Regions from separate parts of the Mus musculus genome. Here region 2 is linked to region 1. The links are chromatin loops, found by intact Hi-C in ENCODE. Cell type or tissue: left cerebral cortex. All regions are shown on one strand.

Evidence for each region. Peaks named below come from ENCODE experiments on the same cell type or tissue, not always from the same donor. Only the 100,000 strongest peaks of a DNase experiment are listed, where the experiment ranks them.
Region 2: it touches region 1 in a loop (7-fold over the local background); 4 of 42 quality-filtered maps call a loop at or near these places.

Annotation. Positions count from the first base shown.
Region 1 is chr8:107,952,845-107,960,844 of GRCm38, forward strand. No RefSeq gene overlaps it. Among named protein-coding and RNA genes, the nearest start is that of Gm39242, 120 kb to the left of the region's middle. In left cerebral cortex, a CTCF peak has its summit at 3,226 (motif pointing right); a DNase peak (open chromatin) is centred at 3,230.
Region 2 is chr8:108,097,559-108,105,558 of GRCm38, forward strand. No RefSeq gene overlaps it. Among named protein-coding and RNA genes, the nearest start is that of Gm34675, 210 kb to the right of the region's middle. In left cerebral cortex, a CTCF peak has its summit at 3,750 (motif pointing left); DNase peaks (open chromatin) are centred at 3,752 and 4,669; H3K4me3 peaks cover 600 bases; H3K27ac peaks cover 391 bases.

The sequences.
Region 1 (8,000 bases):
GACGGATTACTCTGTCTGGAGAGGGGGTGGGGTATGGTGAAGGTTGTCAGGTGTGAGCAGTTTACAGGGTGCTGCCCAGGTGAGCCCTGTAAGGAACAGTAAGAAAACCTTGAAGGGACACAGCCTTGGGCAGTCTTAAAAGGTAATGGCTAGAAGTTATTTATTCTTTTAAATGATAATGAAAAAAGTGAATAAATAGAAATTTAAAGGCCAACTTAGGAGAATCAACCTTAGCAAATGTCTAGAGCGTGTGAGAAGATATTGAAATTTAAAAGTGTGGTTAGCAATTTTCAAAAGGGGGCAAGGAAGCAATGGGTGTTTTACTTCTTTAGATTTGAAAGACTTGCCATAAGGTTGTAACAAGGTAGGGTCTGGGCGTGTGTGTGTGTGTGTGTGTGTGCGTGCATGTGTGTGTGTGTGTGTGCATGTGTGTGTGTGCATGTGTGTGTGCATGTATGTGTGTGTGCGTGTATGTGTGTGTGCATGTGTGCATGTGCATGTGTGTGTGTGTGCATGTGTGTGTAAGAATAATCTTTTGCAGAAAGCTTCCTGGGTCCATGTACACTGCTTTAGCGATCGAGCTTCATTTAAGAAACTCATTACAGCACCTTAGAGAGAGACTTCTCTGTGTGTCCCCACCAATGGAACTCTTTTTCCAGGGCCTTGTCTTCTCTGCACTGTGGCCCCCATCCACTGTGTGAATGAAATGTGAAAATAGTTGGGGAGTTTCTCTGAGCTAGCAGCGACCGCACAAGCTGAGTTTTCTTTTAAAAAAAAAATACGGAGACAGTTCATGTATAGAGTCACTGTGAATGAGGGCGTATGTGTGGTCCAGTTCTTTCAAAGAAACACTCCACAAAGCCACCAGCCTTATAGAAGGTGGCACCAGGGACTGTTTTTTTTTTTGTTTTTTTTTTTTTTTGAGTGAATATATTTTGCATCTATTCAGTTTGTTCTAATTCTCACACATCATTCTCCTGTTCCAAGAAAATGCAGGATTTTAGAGTACTGAAGAAAAATGTCAGTTGTACAGTTTATATTCTCAGCCTCGTTGGTGTGTCACACAGAAATGTTGCTAAACAGGGCACCTGACACAGCAGCTCAACTGTCCAGGTTGAATCCCACAGAAGGATTCCAACCCTGTGGACAACTTCCCTAGCAAACCTGGGAGATTTTCTGGTAGATATGGCAAGGCAGTGGAAGCAGCCATGCGCATCTGGTGGGCCACACTAGTTGTGCGCAGCATCCGGTGGGAGAGACAGAAGGCAGATACAGCTCACTCGGAAACCGTACCTGCAAGGACCCGGTTAGAGACATTTCAGATTAATACAGATTCATACTCTTCTGCACCGGATCGTGACGTCTCTAAATTTCAGTAGCTCACCTCATATGGCTTGTTTGACTTTTTTTTTCGTGCTAGGGCTGTAGGCTATTGCACTTCCACTGATCCATATCCCCAGCTTCCTAGCCTTCCTGAATGTATAGCCCATGGCCCTCCCATGTTTTCCAATTCTTTATCTTACAGCCTGATACTGTATTTGAAATTATAAACAAAATTGTTAATAGCATTCCCAATTTAGGAAATTAAAATTTCATTATTTCCTGGTTCTTTTTCCTGTTATATACTATATATAACAGGGTTTTTCTATTTTACGGGGAAAAGAGGGCCCATATTTAAACATTACTTATTTTTTCACTTTATATTTTTGCCTTTATATAGAAAAAAATAATTAAAAACAAAACAAACCAAAATAGTCCTGACTTTCTTCCATCTCTTACCTCCTCTCTAATCTGTTCCCTGAGCCTGCAGACCTTGTCATGATGGCATATTTGACCCCTGCTTTGAGAACATGTCTAACAGCTCCCACCCATGAAGTGGCCTTCCCCTTTTCCTCCACCATGAGAACTGTCCAGAGAGGCCTTTGGGAAGGCCAGGATCTCCAACTGGCCCCACAGTTAAAAGAATTTACGTGATGCAGGTTTCTGGATTCAGATTTACACTGATTCTACCCTAGTCTTCTGCCGTTTTTTTTTTTTTTTTTTTAAGTGACTTTCCATGCATTGCTATGATTCAGAGTCAGCTATAGTTCCTCTAAATGGTATTCTGTAGTAGTGTTACCAACAGGGAGGGGGTGACTCTGCCGTTTCTACCCCTCCCCAGCCGATGTGCAATGTCTGGAGAGATTAACTGGTCATTACACCATGTGTATGGGGTGGTAGTGGGGCTAGTGACATCTTTTGAGTGGAAAGTAGGGGTCCTGTTTGTCATCCTATACTGCACAGGCTGACCCTCCATGATAAAGAATTCTTGACCCTAACAGCAAGTTGGGTATCCCTGCTGTTTCTTATGTTTGTACCCGCAGTTGCAAAATGTTGCAGAGACTTTTGGGTATACACCGAGTTTATTTTAATTATTTTCCCCCAAGCGGTTGTGAAGATGTAGCTTCGTTTTGTTGGAGGTGTAGCAGAGTTGTCTAGCCCCTTAGCTTTTCTTCCCCTTAGCGTTAACGGCTTTGTATGCAGAATCTGAGATGGTGGTCTCCTAAACATCCTTCCTGTTCCATGATTCTCATGAAAATCATGTCTCGAGGAGGATGAAATGAAAGGGAAGAGTGCGGCCGAGCAGAGGGTGTGCATGCAGACACGGGAGAGGAACTCCTGGAACCTGGGCAGATGCCTGTGTTTTATGAGGCACCACGGAAGTCTCATCCCACACAGCTAAAGACCACTCAGAGACTGGATGCTGACAGGACCAAGGCTCTCTGTCTTGGCTGTTCTTCATCCCAGCTCCACCATGATGGATGGTCGGCTTCCCTATTGTGATTTCACAGAGGAAAAAAAACCCAAACAACCCCAAAATTTTGCAGAGTAGGTTGTAGCACAAACAGCTTGTGAAATTCACAAGCTAGAGATGGTAGGAATGGACCCTAAGGTCCCTTGCTTCCCTGGTGGTTCTAGTTTCTGGGTGTTGTTTGTTATGGAGGGAACTGAAGACAGCAGAACTTGGTAGAAAATTAAAAACAAAACAAAACCAAACCGCTGGGAGGAGGCTTGCCTCAGAGAAAGAACATAGTGGTTTATAATGGGGACTGATGTTCCAAATGATAGGCACATACATATGTGTATGATACATGCAAAGATTTCCTACCCTTTACAACAGAGAAAGTGCAAGACTGCCTGTCTCTCCAGTCTGTAAGCCTTTTAAGCTAGCTTTGCTCTTGGCAATGAGGCCGAGCTTCACTTTCCCAGTAGATGGCATTGTAGTCTGTTCAGTGAAGGGCTTCCCTTAGCCAATAGTGCTGCATATATATATATATATATGTGTGTGTGTGTGTGTGTGTGTGTGTGTGTGTGTGTGTGTGATATATGTATATGTATGTGTATATATATATATATATATATATATATATATACCCCCTCCCGAGTTTCTTCTTCGCTAACATCTACCTCTACCTCTCCCTTGCATTAAATACTAGCTTGAGGTTATAAATAAGAATCTTGTTTTTGCTAGTTACTTGTAACTCTCAAAAGATTTGATTTAGGGAAGGTGGGGAAAGGTGGCAATAGATAATTTAATGTCACTATAGCAAATGAAAAAAAAATGGGCTAGATCTGGGAGTGTGGGACATGGATAAAATATGCAAGCAAGGAAAGTTTTCAGATGGCACTGTTTCAGAATGAGAGCTGCCTTTCATCTTCTGCAGCCCACCTTTTTGGCACTAAGCTGCCGTTATCATCAAAGTAGTTTCGTGTGGGTGTGAAGGGAGACCTTGATGAAGTTTTATTCTGGAGCAGAGATTGTTTATCTGTGTGGCATTCATTTTAGGCTGACCCCTGGCACACTTGACATCTTTGTAAACTGATTAATTAAAAATCTCTTTAAATAATAATAATAGTAATAATAATAATAATAATAATAATAATAAATCATCTGGGACTCTGTGTCTATTACATATAGACCAAAAATTGATTAATGATTTTAGCTAATTGTAAAAGTCATCTTCATGACGTTCTTTCTTCTTTTAGACCAGTGAAATAACAGCAGTGGTTGTTTGAGCCAGCAGCTGTCCTTGTTGCATGGTGTTGAGGGAAGATGCCTATGGCTGCTTTCTTCCTCTTGCCAGATTATCATTTTGCATGCCGGTGGTAAGAAGCTCAGAAGAACAATCAGTACATGAAACTTGATTTTAACAAAAAAGAGAAATGATACGGAGAACAAATATACTTAAAAAAAACCTCACAATAAGACTTTCTGTAAATACCCTCTAAAATGAAAGAAGTTGAATTCTATGAACTGGTCTGAAACAGAGTTATATTTCTTTCTTTTTGCCTTGGTGAGCATTGGCAAGGAAAACACCTGGCTTATGTGCCTGTGTGTTTTAAGTGAATCTATAGTACCATAAAGTCCCCCCCCCCATGAGGCTTCCATCTTTTTCTTATAAAAATATTTTTCTAAAACTGTACATTTCTCTCCCCACAAGCCCCACCCCAAACCCTCTTTGCACTAAATATACACTATATTTCTCTGATAGTCATTTGCTAATAGTATTTGACTTCCATTTATCAATATCGTTTCTTTCCATTATTTTTAATCACAAGATTACGAGCTATGTATTTAGTTATTATTTAAGCTAAATGGTGTCTTTGGCTGTTAGCTGGAGAAGATAATGTCCCAATATCAGGATTAAGTTTGCATCTCTATCAACTGGCTTAAAAAAAAATACCCAACTTGATTCCTTTTGAATTAACCGAGTCTTATTTTATTTTATTTTTTCCCCCAGCATCACCGATCACCATAGTAACCACTAGCTGTCAGTTCAGCTTCTGACATTTTTCTCATTTGGTAAGATTTCAGAATTGCCATCCTCCCTGCCAACATGTCATGAACAAGAAAAAAAAATGCATGAAAAATCTAATGGGTGTCTGGTCTGATTGTCCTCATTCGAGGCAGGAAAGACAAAAACTGATGAATTGTGAAATGTATTCAGAGGGATTCAAGGAAGCGAGTGCGGGGACCCCTTCCCCCCACCTCGTTTCTTTTTGTTATGCTTGATGCCCTGTACATGCTTGCTCTGACACTCGGGTTTGTAGAAATTTAAGATTAACAATTTTTACACCCGCCCAGCTGATCTCTCTCCCTTACCTATTTTTTTTCCTCTTGAAAGTCATTAAAAATAAAGTTACCAAGGCTTATATTTAGTTTGATTTATTATATCATGTATATATATATATATATGCATACACACACACACACATATATATATGCATATATATATTTTAAGTTCAAATTGGCTTTCAATATTTAAGCTGCTGTGCCTGCAAATGAATGACAGTTTGGGAGCCAGATGTGGACCGTGAAGCCACTTGGTGGGTTTGTGTGTGTGTGTGTGTGTGTGTGTGTGTGTGTGTGTGTGTATGTGTGTGTGTGTGTGCATGGGTGACTGAGAAAAAACACCGGGCCTATTTAAAAAAAGAAACAAAGCTTAATCTAGGTCTTTGCTTTACATGGTAAAGGAAAGCGAGAGAAAGCCATACTTCTCAATTCTTTCCAGTACTCCAATTTGACACATGAATGGGGAAGAAAGGTCCTGGATTTCTACCCCACCTTTGTGAACTGAGTAGGGAATGAAAGGAACCATTTCTTTACTTCTGCGTTTTCTTCCTTTGATAGCCTGGGTGGTTACAGCAAGAAGTAGGAAGAAGGGGGATGCGACCCTGCTGTTTCCCTGATGTAGACATGCAGATTAATGAATACCTGTTCTGGGAGGGGCATAAACACTGAGCCTGTGTGTGGATCCTATCCCCAAGACCAAGGGGGGGCATTTACTATGTATGTGCCTCAATGCAGGTAAATACATTAGTGGCATTAGCCGAGCTTGTATGCAAACAGTGTTCCTGCAGGTAATAGGTCCTTGGGTGATGTAAGTGTACATGGGTTTGATAAAACTTCTGTGTTTCTCCAGAGGTTCCCCTCAGAGGTAGATCAATCTTACGGATATTTTTTTCATGGCTGCCTACAAATTCAGGCTCAGCGGCAGGAAATCATTCTAGGAATGAAAGCCGATTCGATTTGAGAAGTTGCTGTGGAACCCAGTGCCTTTCACAATGGACAACTCCTGGATCCTGCGGGCAGATGCTCATGTCTGTTTCCCAGTCCAGAGGCTTCCTGCCTTTAGCGCCACCCTCCACCCCCTGCACCCCCGAACAACAACACTATTCAGACAGTGGAAGGGTTTAAAGCATATTGCTGAATTTATTGCAGATTCTATTTCATTTTTTTTAATCACAGGTATATTTAAACATTACACATGGCTAAGAAAGCATAGAAAGACCCGGTGAAAAATATCTCCATGAAAGACTCGAGCCTCTTGCTCTGAAAAGCAAAATCACACATATATTTTTGATGTGGTTTGTATAAATATTAAAACATTCTATGTCCAGCATAGATAGATTGATAACATGGTTTTGTCATTGTTGATTAATGGCGTACTAGAAATAGACACGTATAAGTGCATACATATGTATATAGCTATCAGATGTGTAGAAAATAGGCAGTTTATCCCATTGTGCTTTTATTATTTGATTCTTTTTAAATTTAAACACTTTGGAGAAACCAAATGAATAATTTCCAAATATTTGCTGCAATTACTGTGCACAAATATAACCCTTGAGAAATAACCAGAAAATTGATACTGAAACCCAGGGTATATTTCAAACATGTATTTGGGGATGGAAAAATAGAAAGTTTTTTTTTTTAAACTGGCAAATAAATTTACCTCATAAAAGAAAAAAGCCAGAAAAATATAAATCTTTTAATAAAAAAATAATATTTTTATATGCCGGGCTTTGTAATGAATGGTGTAAACAGAATATACTTTAATGCTTTTACGCTTTATAAGATTTATAACAATAATCAGTGAAACCTTGTAAGTGTGTTTGCCCCTTACGTGCCTGGAAGCCATTGGATCTTGCGGTTAATTGTATAAATTCTATACACTATGGGAAATCACCATGTATCATTTATATTCAGCATGTATTATGTGTATAAATATTAAAATATATTAGCTCAAAATGGCTGATTATTCCTCAAACATTTTTGTGATAAATCTTATCTTTTTTATGGGGTGGGTGGGTAGGGGGAGGAAAGTAAATATTTCATGTTACTTGGAAATATTCTTTAAGCAACCTAGATTTATTATTAACTCTTTAAATATTTATAACTGCCTTAAAATATTTGGGGACTTAGCTCACTTGATAGGCGTATACCCGGGAAGAGGGTACAGTTGTGTTTGTTTGCGGTGTCTTCAGGCAGTTCTTCAGTACAATGTAACCATTGTCATCCACTACTGCCCTTAATGTGTGTGAAGCAGGCATTTGTGAGTCTGTTCAGTTACACGCAAGCAAGCAGTGTTTCGGATCAAGATAGGAATCTTATATTATTTGTACATTTGGGGATGTTTTGAAAACTCCGCCAGTATAACCCTCATCATTAAAACAAAACAAAACAACCCCTTTGAATCTATTCTAGACAGTCAAGCAGCGAGCAGCAATGCGAATTTTTGCATGTGAATATGCCATTTTATGTGCGGCATGTCCTTCAGATATTTTTAAAATGCGGGTTGTTTATATTCACACGTAAACACATAAGTCAAATATACGGAGGTCTGACATAATAGCAAATGTAAAAAATTAGAGTGGTGCATATTTATTGAGACCGATGGAGACGCACAATGAATAAACAAACACGGGGTTGAGCTGTTTTACAAATGCATTTGGCAACTGCCCGTAGCAGTCACTGTGTACATTCTGAGGGGAGGAAACGTCAGAAGAGTCTTGTAAACACATGCAGCTGGAAAGAATAAAATAAAAAATGATGACTAGCGTTGACAGGCAGACTCGGGCTGTATGATATACTTTGTTCATTTGATTCTTAGAACTCAGTCGGGGGTTAAATTGGAATCCAGACATCAAAGAATTCTTCCACCAGACCCAAATTTTGC
Region 2 (8,000 bases), 140 kb after region 1:
GAATGGGACCCAGAGCCAGTGCTTGGATTAAATCTTCCGAGCCTCAAATCTGGCTCTGATTAGGAATTGGGGCAAAAGGAAAGTCCTGAACCATGGATGATGGATGATAAGCTCTCACCTTTCCCAGAAGCCCCGCAACCTGTAAGGAAAACGTGCCAGTGACCAGTGGTGCCAACGTGAACAAGAGGTGAATACCAAAAGGCTTGCTGAAGGCTCTACAATGCGTTTAGTGCGGTTCCCGCTGCCGCTATTTTTCCACATGATTTTTTTTTTAAAGAGACTCCTTTTTATGTTAGGAATATTTGAGGCGAGGGTTTTGTGTGCTCAGTCAGATAGGTTTCTAAGTGGTACAGCCTCCGGTGATCACAGAGGAGAGAGTGGGCTGGGGCAGGGAACCACAAGAAACTTCCGGCAGAAAAGAATGAAGTGCAGAAGGGTTTGGTGGCCTCTCAAGGGTGGGTGGTCTGTGAACAAAAGAATTTCAGGACAGATTCCTTGGGGTACAAAAATGAAAATAACACACACACACACACACACACACACACACACACACACACAGAGGCATGCATACAAGCCATACATGCATATACAAATACATGTGAATATACACAAGCCACACATGCACACACACATTCACAGACACACATGCATACATATGTATGCATGCACACACACACACACATACAGACACTCTCACACACATATACACATGCATACACACAACCCATACATGCACACACACACATATGCACAGACACACCTGAGTACCTATGTATAGATGCACACACACATACAAATACACACACAATTCAATTTCTCATTATTCTTCAGTAAGGACAGTGTCTGTAGGAGCTTCACTCCCCAGGGAGGAAGGACTGACCTAGTCCAAGAGTAGCTGCATTAGGAATATTTCTAATAGGCCGCTACCAGCTTTTTCTCTCCTCAACCTCCCCCTACCCACCCCTGTCTCTTGTTAATTTTTCTTGGAAGTCTACAAAAGTCCCCTTTCCTCCCATCATCCTGCGATTCTGTGATGCCTGCACCTATTTCCAGCGAAGGACGTGGACATTCTTCCGTACGGCAAGGTGAAAATAATTTTATTTTCATCGCTTTCCTTGCATTCCCCCCCCCAATCTTGTGATGGATTTCCTTGAAAAAAAAAAATAATGACGGAGCTTCACAAACTGGCCTGACAGTTGTGATGCGGAGAGCGAGCCGGCTGAGTGAGGACGGTGAGGCATCTCTGTACCTATTATGGCAAAAATCAATAATGCTTTCTGTAAATTGCTCCTCCCAAAGGAGACGAACAAATGCAGGAGACAGGGGAAGCCATCATTCTGTGGGAAGGCTCTGCACACTCGGACCAGTGCAATTATGAACAGGAGGGCAGTTATCTTTGCCAGCATGTGTGTATGTGGTCAGAGTAAGAATTCGGGGTGGGGGACTTTTTTGTCATAAAATTTTAATTGTCTGCTTCCTTTTCTCAGACAGGCATATGTTTCTATCTGTCCCTTGGAGGAGGGAACACCTGAGTCTAGACACCCCAGTAAAGCCTTTGGAAGTTGCAATGGATGGGTTAAGGCCAATAGCCAGGTTATTTAACTGTTGATTTCCTGGAGAGAGACTAGGTGCACTTGCGCATTTCTGAATACTCCTGTAAGCGCTATGGGAATTTTGTACTAGATCTATGTCTGTAAACCATCTTGTAGATTGCTGGTCTTTAGGTTCCAAATCTCAACAATATCTTTAGATTCTGTACCTTCCCTAGTCTCTCACCCCTACCCCTCCCAATAGCCACGTTACAGGGAAGTTGGAGGCTCTCCTTCAGTGATGTGTCTTACAGACGGCTGCTCTATTTTTCTCCTAGTAAGCAAAGCCTCAAAACCAATTACCGCCATGACACACACGTTGATAGACACAGATAAGTAATACTGTGAACGTCATCTTCAATCCAGGTGTCAGGTTAGGGGAAGGGAACACATTGAATACAAGGGCTTTATGCAGATTGTTGGATAAATAAGATATAGAGGGCACTGAGTCTATGTGACTGTTCCTGGGAGATGGTGAGCGAAGGTCTCTTTGATCCAGGTAGAGCAAGGAGGTCAGATAAGAGACGCTACTTGCAAGGCTGCATGTGACGGCTTAACGCACAGCATCCTGGGTAACTCAGTTTCTGCATCCCTGGAGATGCCTGGTTCTGTAGAAGTCTCCTCTTCCCCAGCAGTTTGTACAGAGATCATATGACCTTGAGGAGGGAACTTCTAAGTGTCACAAGCTTCCCTCATAAACAGGGACTGTTTTAACAGATGAGATATACAACACAGCATATAAACATTGCTAAAGTTATTGAGTATAGAGATCAGAAGACCTGGGGTTTAAAGACCAGCTGTGCTGTGACCCATAATAAATCCCTGCCTCCATGTCCCTATTTGTGATATGGACAATGATGACTACTGTGGCTCCCCCACGGGCTGTAAAAAAAAAAAAAAAAAAGTTGTGTGAAAATTGTCAGCATAGGCACATGGCATGGAGAAGTGTTAATGAAAAGAAGCCAGGTTAGCCCTGGGTATACTGAGTGGAATGGCTGGGTCTGACTGTGGCCACATTCTGGATTTGGAAGCCACTTATTAAAGTCGCTGTCCAGGCATGGAGTTATAAAAGAAACATTGGTATTAGCCCATGTTGGAATTCAGCTGTTAGGTTGTTAGAGGGAGAGATAAGTAGTTATGAGGAGGCGAGTGTTTGAAATTTCAGCTAAGTACTATGGCGCGATAATGCCACATTTCTCGTGGCGTCCTGCTTGGATCCAGCAGGGAGATTAAGGGTTGGCATGGTATTCTCAAAGGAGGAAGGGCTTCGACTTCAGGCATGCCCGACAGAGATAGAGAGAAGACAGAAAATTCCTTTCATGGGCAATGGAAGCTGGGTGTGGCGGAATATACCTCTAGTCCCAGCACTGAGAAGGTAGATTACAGAAGGACAATGATTTACATCCTCGGCCATAGAATGAGTCTGAGCTAGCCTGAGCTACACAAGACCTCTTTAAACGAAACAAAATGGAGCAAGCAAAGAAAAACAAGGCAATACAAGATTCTCATCAAGATCTAGATTTTTATCTGAAGAAATGAGCTTTCTTGCTAGGTCTTCATTTGTTTTGATAAATTCTTCTAATTAACAGAGTAAAAGGTTAGCCATTGTGAGGATCGGCGTGCACTTCTGAATGAGGGACTAAAAGGCAGCCAAAGTTGGGTGATAACGCACGGGAAGGAAGAAAGACTAGACAGTCAAGTTATAGAAGAGATGGGAACAGACTTCAGACGGCATCTACAGTCAGTACATTGCCCTTCCTTCTGACCCAAGGTGATCACACAGTCCTGGTTGAAAATACGTTCTGGGCAATCAGGAAGTAGAGGAAGAGATGTTAGTATGCATGTAGAGATGACTTAAATAGATACTTTGATGAATTAAAGAACTAGAGAGAAGTTGGAAGGTGAATGGGAAGACCTGGTGTTTTGGAGGGTGGTTGGGAAGGTTGTGATATTAGAGGGTGTGCATTTAGAAATACCTTGGGGTAAACAAGGTCCAAGCAATCCTACCAAGCCACTCAGACTCCAAGGTATAGCCATCCTCTGATAGGAAAGGAGATGATACGGTTGAGGGAGGTGGAGTCTTCTAACCCAGGCTTTGGCAGGATGGGAAGATGAGTCCTTTCCAAGGGAAATGACTGATGTCTGCCCCCTGCTGGATGCAGCCGCCATCCTTCTTAAAGACGGAGCGTGAGAAAGCAAAGGCAGAGGGATAAAGAAATTGACCCACTAGAGTCAATAATTCCAGGATGCTAATCTATCCAAGTGCATCCGCATCCCATATTAAAATTACCAAAATTGTCTTTTAAAACCTACCGATGTGGGTCACCCAAGCAGCTTGCTCCCGGTAGTTAATAATTAATACTGCACATCCCGGGGAGGAATCGCTGCGGATAATTGTAGCCAGTGAGTACAAGTCTGGCAGCCCAGTGTGCTGTGGGTCAGAAAAGGGCAGCAAGGAAGGTATCATACATCACGCTGGTGCCAGTCGCTGGGTATCGGTGATCTGCTTCCTCTAGCTGTACTTATTCTTGGATGCGAAAGCCTTCTAAACAAGGCTGTGAATTGGTTTTCATGCTCGCATTGACAGATTGGGAAAGCAGTTTGTTCTACCAAATTTAACAATGATATATCATTATCACAACTTTGGGGGAAATCTATAAAATCAATAAGTTTGTAGCCTGAACAGGATTTGTACGGCTCGCTTGCTGTGCCGGTGTCAAAGCGCGAGCATATGGATTGAGTCACAGCCTGAGATCAATGGAATTTGTGGACAGTCAGCTCAATAACAAGCCCTTCTGAAAAGAAATAGATGTAAAAAGCAAATTTACTAGAGTATAAAAAAAAAAAAAAAGCTAATATCTTTTCCGCGCCTGGCTGTAAAGTCCTGTTTGGCTGCTGTGGGCTGCGGGTACTTTGAAAGCTGGCTAGGGTATGTGCTTGCAATGCCCAACGCTCCTTTACTGGCTTCAGACTCTGCATACATAGTTAGGCACTTCTCTTTGCAGGGCTCGTCCTAGGAAACTGGCCAAGAATAGGAGAAGGGAGGGGAAAAATAGCCCCTTTATATCGTAAACGGAATAAAGAATAAAAACAGTTAGTGTCTGCAGAGGGGAGAGACCACGGTGGCTTTATTTACTTTGTGCTGGTAGCACTTGCTAACAGAGAAAAAATAAGAAGGCATAATTAAAGAGTTTAATGAATTCGTAGCTCTTTTGTTTGAGTGGGACGGAAATGCATGTTCCAGAGAGGCCTCACAAAGAGTGTGGCTGGCAGTGACTTAAAAGTAGGAAATCAGTTCTTTGAAGGCATTTTTATACTTCATTATCCCAGCATGTAAAATGACTTGTACTAAATGATCGAGGATTTTATTTCTCTCTCTCTCTCTCTCTCTCTCTCTCTCTCTCTCTCTCTCTCTCTCTCTTCTAAACAAAAGAGAGCATGGGGCGGCTGGTGTCTAATTCTCATTCGGGGCCCTGAGCCTGGAGATTAGCCTGTCACCAGGCTGGTGGGCCAGTCCTTGCAGATAAGTACAGCCCGGGGGATCTGAACATCTGATGAGCCCCTGTTGGTGGGGAATAACCCTAGGCAGTACCATACGCAATAGAAACAGCCCTGACGGCTACTGGTGGTGCCCTGCTGCCCAGAACAGGGCTATGAACTGAGCTGTGTTTTATAGGATGGTCTGGAAGAGTCCCAGATAGCTCATCTTGCCATTCTAGGGTGGAACAAAGGAGAAAAAAAAAATCCCAGGGTGAGATAAAGCTAAGAAGGAAGAGTATGTACCCTGATTCTAAGCTGTGGCTTGCTCTGTTTCTCTTCCATAAGGAGAATGTTTCTAGAGCAGGGACAGACCCTTAAATCGGGACAACTGTCCACGAGTAACCAGCCACCCCTTCTATTCTGACCACAGGATTTCCTCACTCAAAGAAGCCTCTAGTGGGCACAAAGTAGTTAATGAGACATAGGCAGGTTCCCCAGATTAAGTCACAGAGGGCTCATAATGTATGTGAAGACACAAAGAAAGCCACTGTGGAGGTGATTTTCCGGTACAACTTGGGCAGAAGGCAAAGGGTGGACCAGAGTCTTCAGTGGCCTGGATTTGGGTTCAGAATATTTACTGATGACCTTCTAAGGAAAAGGCCCACGGGAAGTTGGCCTTTGCTTCCCGAGGAAGTAGAGAGGCGTTGAGGGTTGCCTGGAAACTGAGCATGGTCCTAGGGGTTGATAATCAGTGGGGGCACCCAAGAACTGTTGTTTAAAAGCCATACCACGAGTGACACCTAAGCTTAGCCTCACAGATGAAGGAAGAAAAGGATGCCCAGGGCACCTCCCAGGGAATCTGTAGGCCTCAAGACCAGGCCTCACCACACTTCTGCCTTTCCACCTCCAACAGCAGAGCCTACGGATGGAGAGAGAGACAGCAGAACTTCCGTTTTAAGATCTTGATGGTTTTGAGTGGTTGACAGGTGTCTGTCAATCAGTCTCTCCCCGGGATGTGTGTGAGACCAGGGCTTCCTGGAGGATGCAGTCCTGAGTTGCTCTAGAGCCCGTGCACACACAGGTGTCATTAGCTCTCACTTCAGCCTCAGCACCAGCTCTTTTGGGGGAGCTTCCTGTGGCCGCGCACACCGCAGCAACAGAAAAACAAGCCAGCCGACGTGGTGACACACTTAATCCATCTTTGCAGGAGAAAGGCCCTCTTGGGTCTGAAAATAATTATTGTTCCTGTCCATCAGCCCCGTTATTTCGCCTCCCTCTCTCCCTCCACCGTGCACGCACTTTGGTCTTTCTTCCACATGGAGAGCCACAGCATGGGTGTCTAGGCTGTCTCTCCACTCAGCCTTGTTCCAGGAGGACCCCTCAGTAGTGTTTCGTCACCCTCACTGCAGAAGGTCCGCTCTTGGTGGCTGTCTTGCTTTCTTTTTATTTTCTTTTCCCTTTCCACAGGCAGAGTCAGCTGCCTGCAGGAGCAGATCTCTTTCTTTCTTTCTTTCTTTCTTTCCTTCCTTCCTTCCTTCCTTCCTTCCTTCCTTCCTTCCTTCCTTCCTTCCTTCCTTCCTTCCTTCCTTCCTTCTTTCTTTCTTTCTTTCTTTCTTTCTTTCTTTCTTTCTTTCTTCCCCCTGCCAGGTTCAAAGATTTACATTCAGAGAGCCTCTGTGTGCTTATTTGCTTATAAACAACCCTCATCGTTAGCTTCTTGTTAGACTTTTACCTCATAAACAAAGATTACTAAGGAAACTGTAGCCAATAATTGGTTAAAATGGAATCCTGACCCCTACCCCCATTGTTTCATTTTTACATACCTATAACTCATTGACTATAAACCCATGTTTTTAGCATCCTTACTGGATGACAGTTTTTCTGACTTTTCTGGAGGTTAGTCTCTGTGTGTTGGGGAACTAGAAATGTTTGGACTGAAGTAGAGAAATAACCAGGCAGAGAAGGCGTCTGTGGGGATGGGCGGAGTCAGCTAAGGTTAAACAAACCCTAAGTGGACAAGCCTTGCATTCTCTTCTGATTCCATCTCTGACGGCGGTCCTGAGAAGCGGGAAAAGAGACACTGTTCACAATTAGCCCTAACTTTTGAATGACGACATTTCTCTCAGTAGAATGAGCCGGCAATGTGGTAATTTACAGCCAGTCCCTGGCCTTGCTGAGTAGCAGAGAAGTGACTGTTAATATTGATCAGTGAGGGCTAGAGAGAGTTGGAGACCCTCAGCACGGCCACTTAAAGTGGGCAGGAAACCCAAATTGACCAGTAATAAAGTGTTTGAGGTTGTACAAGGCGGCTCCTGGGGAACTGCTGTTCTGAGAGGGAGGCAGGGGTGGGGGGAGCTGTCAATTACGCTTGTTTGATACCCAGTTACTCAACAGGACAGAGCAGACCCTGAGCCTGTGGCAGGAGGCAGTGGGAGGCAGGCATAGGCCTGCCTCTCACTGCAAAGCCAGTTCTGTCAGAGAAGGGAGGCAAAACAAGGGACCTCTTTCCCTGTCCCTCTAAGGTCACCTGCTCTGCGGCTTAGTGTCACTTTATTTGGGAGGGGGTGGGGTGAATCTTGAAGCGTTTGTAACCTTTTCCTCACCTGTGAGCTAGGTAATGGGGAGTGATGAGATTTTGATTTTTATAACTGTTAGAGCTGTGGGTGAAAAATAAGCAGGGAAGAAGGTAGATTTGGGGATGAGAATTAGCTTTTCATAGGTGTTAGGTAAAGTTGAGAAATGAGAAGGAAAAAAAGAAATGGTGTCTTTTTTTAAGTCCTTAAATTCTTAAAGGATCCTGTTCTTGTTCCCATTTGACACATTGTGATTATTGGTATTTTGTTGTTATTGTTATTATTACTATTATTACTAATTATTAATGTGTGCTAAATCCTTGATGTCACAGGAAGGAAAAAAAAAACCTCATCCCTT